2 separate regions of the Homo sapiens genome follow, and region 2 is linked to region 1. Evidence: read pairs that join two places in POLR2A ChIA-PET (ENCODE). Cell type or tissue: MCF 10A. All regions are shown on one strand. Each heading gives the region's core, and the rest is flanking DNA. Links, peaks and the distances in the headings are about the cores only.

Region 1 (2,928 bases), core at 212-2,711:
TATATATTATATATATATAGTGTGTATATACAACACAGAGTTGACCTTTGAATAATGCAGGGGTTGGGGCACCAATCCTACCCCACTCCCCACCCCACCCCCACAGTTGAAAATTCACATATGACTTTTGACTCCCTGAAAACTTAACTACTAATAACCTACTGTTGACCAGAAGCCTTATTAATACTATAAACAGTTGATTAACACATATTTTGTATGTAATGTGTATTATATACTGGACTCTTACAATAAAGTAAGCTAGAAAAAAATGTTATTAAGAAAATCATGATTCTTATTTTTAATTTTTAAAAAAGAAAAAGAAAATCAGATGCAGGGTGTGGTAGCTCACACCTGTAATCCCAGCACTTTAGGAGGCCAAGATGGGAGGATCACTTGAGCCTAGGAGTTCAAGACCAGCCTGGGCAACATAGTGGGAACCCCCATCTCTTTTAAAAAGATATGAAGAAAATCATGAGGAAGAGAAAATATGTTTATTAGGTATTAGGTGGAAGTGGATCCTCATGAAGATCTTCGTCATCATGATCTTCATATTGAGTAGGCTGAGGAGGAGGAAGAGGAGGGCTTGATCTTACCATATCAAGGGTAGCAGAGAAAGAAGAAAATCCACAGAACTTTTAAAATAAATATAGTCAGCCTTGGCCGGGCCCAGTGGCTCACACCTATAATCCCAGCACTTTGGGACACCGAGCTGGGTGGATCACGAGGTCAGGGGTTCAAGACCAACCTGGTCAAGATGGTGAAACCCCGTCTCTACTAAAAATACAAAAATTAGCCGGGTGTGGTGGCACATGTCTGTAATCCCAGCTACTCGGGAGGCTGAGGCAGAGAATTGCTTAAACCTGGGAGGCAGAGGTTGCAGTGAGCCAAGATCACGCCACTGCACTCCAGCCTGGGTGACAGAGCAAGACTCTGTCTCAAAAACTAAATAACTAACTAACTAACTAACTAACTAAGTAAATAAATAAATAAAGTCAGCCCTGCGTATCCACGGGTTCCACATCCACAACCAAAGGCAGATCAAAAATACGGTATTCACGGAATGGGAAACTCATGGATATGGAAGACCAGCTTTTCCTATAAGCAGATTTCTCAGGTCAACTGCGGGACTTGTGGGACTTGAGTATGCAGGGATTCTGCTATATGCAGGGAGATGGGGTTCTGGAACCAATCCCCCACAGATACCAAGGCATAATTGTATTCAATTTGATTAGATAGAAAAGCATATCAGCTCTTTTGAAGAATAATAATGAGGCTTCAGTTAATTAGAAAAAGTTATGAAGGAAAAAATAGTAATATAAGAATTCGATATTTATAACAAAAACAATCTAAAAGAGAAATAGACCAATATTTTCAACAAATATTATTCACAGAGGGTATCCATCTATAGTACATAAGATCATACAAACTGATGAGAAAAATCATCAATATTCCAATAAATAAACTAGCAAAACACAAACAGTTAATTCTACAAGAGGAAATAAATAAATGAAAAATGCTTAATGTAGCTAGCAATAACAAAAATACAAATTAAACAATGAAACAGATAAAAAACTGAAGAACACAGTTTGGAGTCAGACTTCGCCTCAGATCCTAGCTTAATCACCTTACCAGCCATAAGATCCTTGCAAAGTGTTTACCACTCCAAATGTTAGTCCCCTCCTAATGAACATATTAACCTCACATGATTGTTTGGAGGATTAATAAAATAATCTTGTAAGATTTAAAATGTAAGGTTATATTCATATTGATTTCTAGCTTTCTTTCTATATTTTATGTTTATCATTCGTGTCTTTAAAATTAAGTATACTTTACAGTTTTTGAATATAGTATTCTATATATGTTCATCAGGTCACTTGGTTAATTTTATAGTTCAAATTTTCCATATATTTTTTATTTTTTTGCCAGCTTATTTTATTTAAAAGAATGTTAGAACTTTTTTACTATGTTTTGGCTTTAACCATTTTTTCATGCAGTTGTCTCCATTTGTTCTTATATCATATCAGGATGTATAATTGATAAATGCAAATTTGGAATTGTTAAATCTTCCTGGAAAATTGAAACTGTTATTATTATGAAGTGTTATTCTTTATCTCTAGGGATGCTTGTTGCCTAAAAGTCTACTTTGTTTGGTATTAATATATTCATACCAGCTTTAAAAAATAATAATAATCTTGATGAAGTACCTAATATAATACCTAATGCAAAGTAATTACAATTACTTAATAAATGGTTGTTATTATCATGATTATTGCCATGTAATTCTTACTATTCTTACTATTATTCTTACTATTATTATTACCATGTAATTCTTAAGAAACAAACATTTTAAATTAACACTTAAAATCTTCTCATTATATATTTCTCAAGATGGTGGTGGTAAAATTTGTGTACCCATTTAATAATAATGCCTTTTTATATTGGTCTAACTTTTGCTAAGTTCAAGTACAAAAATATTTATGTCATGGGAAAAGCTACTTGCAAACCATATATCCGATAGGGAGTTAATATGCAAAATATATAAGAAACTCAGACAAACTCAATAGTAAGAAAACAAACCATTTAATAAATGAGAAAAGAATCTGAATAGATATTTCTCAAAACAAGGCACACAAATGGCCAATAGGCATATGAAAAAAATGCTCAGCATCACTAACCATCAGACAAATGCAAATTAAAACCACAATAAGATATCACTTCATACCTGTTAGAATGGCTATTATCAAAAAGACAAAAGATAAGTGTTGATGAGGATGTGGAGGAAAGGGAACACTTGCACGCTGTAGTGGTAATGTAAATTAGTACAGCCACTACGGAAAACAGTATGAAGCGTCCTCAAAAAGTTAAATAGAGAATTATCCTGTGATCCAGCAATCCCACTTCTAGGTATATATGTAAAGGAAATAAAAT
Region 2 (2,928 bases), core at 120-2,619, 100 kb after region 1:
CTGGAAGTTTTGTCTCAGAGGAGTACCTGGCCGTGTGAGGTGTCAGTCCGCCCCTACTGGGGGGTGCCTCCCAGTTAGGCTACTTGGGGGTCAGGGACCTGCTTGAGGAGGCAGTCTACCCGTTCTCAGATCTCAAGCTGTGTTCTGGGAGAACCACTACTCTCTTCAAAGCTGTCAGATAGGGACACTTAAGTCTGCAGAGGTTACTGCTGTCTTTTTGTTTGTCTGTGCCCTGCCCCCAGAAGTGGAGCCTACAAAGGCAGGCAGACCTTCTTGAGCTGTGGTGGGCTCCACCCAGTTCGAGTTTCCAGGCCACTTTGTTTACCTAATCAAGTCTCGGCAATGGCAGGCGCCCCTGCCCCAGCCTCGCTGCTGCCTTGCAGTTTGATCTCAGACTGCTGTGCTAGCAATGAGCGAGACTCCGTGGGCGGAGGACCCTCTGAGCCATGTGCGGGATATAATCTCCCGGTGTGCTGTTTTTTAAGCCCATTGGGAAAGCGCAGTATTAGGGTGGGAGTGACCCGATTTTCCAGGTGCCATCTGTCACCCCTTTCTTTGACTAGGAAAGGGAATTCCCTGACCCCTTGCGCTTTCTGGGTGAGGCGATGCCTCACCCTGCTTCAGCTCATGCACAGTGCGCTGCACCCACTGTCCTGCACCCACTGTCTGGCACACCCCAGTGAGATGAACCTGGCACCTCAGTTGGAAATGCAGAAATCACCCGTCTTCTGTGTCGCTCACGTTGGGAGCTGTAGACCAGAGCTGTTCCTATTCAGCCATCTTGGCTCCTCCCAGCAACAAAGACTTTTTAAAGAGGAAAAAGACACTGGCTAACTTATCTAGATTTTAAAAAACTTAAACATTAGTAAATCAATTAAAGCATTACATTTTTTAAAATGCATCATGATTAAAGGATTTATTCCAAAAAATCAAGTTTGGCTTAACATTATCAGAATGTCCAGACAGGGCACGGTGGCTCACGGCTGTAATCTCAGCACTTTGGGAGGCTGAGGCAGGCGGATCACGAGGTCAGGGGTTCAAGACCAGCCTGGTCTTGAAACCCTGTCTCTACTAAAAATACAAAAATTAGCCAGGTGTGATGGCATGCGCCTGTAATCCCAGCTACTCAGGAGGCTGAGGCAGGAGAATCGCTTGAACCTGGGAGGTGGAGGTTGCAGTGAGCAGTGATCACACCACTGCATTCCAGCCTGGGCGACAGAGTGAGACTCTGTCTCAAAAAAAAAAAAGAATGTCCAATGTATCGCACTAAATTATAGATTAAAGGAGAAAAATTATATTATCAAGAAAAAGCAAAATATTAACCAAACACAAAAATCTGTTCATGATTGAAAAGAAGGAAAAAACCTTTCCACAAACTAGGAATAGAATGGACATTCTACAATCTAATAAAGACATCTATGCCTTTATTAGGCATAATGCATAATTAGGCATTAAGAAAACAAAAAGCTTGTGTTTTCTTAATGGCAAAATATTAAATGTTTTCTCCCTAAAATTGGGAACAGGGTAAAAATGTCTGCTTTTATTGTTTTTATTCAACATTATGTTTGGGTTTCAGCTTCCTTGAGCAGGGAGCTTGCTCTTGAGAGAAGTGACTTCAGCTGAGGCATTTCCCGCAGTGTGGACTGAAAGCTGAGGGTTATTTGCTGGCAGTACTCCCAGAACTTGGTAAGAGCTTCACTCCTGAGGGAGAATTTAAGTGCCTCATTACTGTGTCCATTACATATTTTGTTTCTGAATCCTCTACATGACCTGTTAAACACAATTATAAAATGAAAAAAATACCCAGAAACAGTGCTAAGAAAGCCCCTCAATAGAAACTGTGGGCAAATGTCCTTTGTAGCTCATGAAGAAGGTTGTCCCCATCAGAGGGAAAAAAATATGGCTGCTGAGTTTTAGAACATTTATTTAAAGATAGAGTTTTGTCTATTTACTTCTATCAGAAATTATCAGTGTGTCTATGACTCAAACTTCCTCTAAGTTTTTATGTTCATATATTCATATTCTTTGAGTCATTTGTTCAACAGTAAAATCATCTATAAAGTTAGTCTAATCCCAGCAAAATTTCCACCACAGCTTTCTTTTTTGGAACTTTTCAAACTAATCTCAAAGTGTTTGTGGAATAAAAAATTTGCAAAAATAACCAAAAACCTTTTTTAGAAAGAAATATATAAATGGTGTGGGGAAACATGCCTTACCAGGTATCAAAGCATAAAATAATGTTACAGGAATTCAAGAAGTATATATCTGCCCTAAATTTAGCAAAAAGATGAGTGGACCAATATAGAAATTACAAATAAGACTTATGAATATAAGAATTAACATTTTTGACAAGTAGTAAAATGAAGGAATGTTCCATAAATGTTACTAAAATATATCTAATAAATGCATTATTTTCCGACTCTATCAAAATTAAAAGTTCACAAACACTTCACATTTACCTAGAATGGATAACAGTGGATATTGACTATATACATTTACCGGATCACCTAGGCATCCATCAGAGCAACAGAGGGTAGAGGATAAATCCTACAAATATTCAGGGGCCTGTCACATCAATAAATTTTTTAGGGGGCTAGTGGCCTGAAGTATGCCATGATGTTACCTCCGAAGTAGAGGACAGATTCTTGTACTTTGCACCTCCCACCAAGAAGGAATACAACCCTTAATAGACTTGTTCAAGTTCTGGAGATAGTGTATTGCATATCTAAGATATTGGTTCTACCCATTCACTAGGATACATGAAAGGCTTCCAGCTTTGAGTAGGACCTCGAGCAGAGAAAAGCTATGAAATAGGACTAGATTCTGGTACAAGTGGCCCTGCTTTTTAAATTATATAACCAGTAGTCATTATTGCATTAGAGACATCATTAGTGGGGAAAGATGTTGTGCAAAGTTTATGACAAACAC

Evidence for each region. ChIA-PET counts read pairs that join two places held together with the same protein. Peaks named below come from ENCODE experiments on the same cell type or tissue, not always from the same donor. Only the 100,000 strongest peaks of a DNase experiment are listed, where the experiment ranks them.
Region 2: POLR2A ChIA-PET joins it to region 1 with 5 read pairs; 2 of 35 experiments call an interaction of 5 or more read pairs at or near these places.

Annotation. Positions count from the first base shown.
Region 1 is chr3:102,109,230-102,112,157 of GRCh38, reverse strand. No RefSeq gene overlaps it. Among named protein-coding and RNA genes, the nearest start is that of RDUR, 170 kb to the right of the region's middle. In MCF 10A, for the core only: no CTCF peak of the experiment used is centred there; no DNase peak of the experiment used is centred there.
Region 2 is chr3:102,006,070-102,008,997 of GRCh38, reverse strand. No RefSeq gene overlaps it. Among named protein-coding and RNA genes, the nearest start is that of RDUR, 67 kb to the right of the region's middle. In MCF 10A, for the core only: no CTCF peak of the experiment used is centred there; a DNase peak (open chromatin) is centred at 1,667.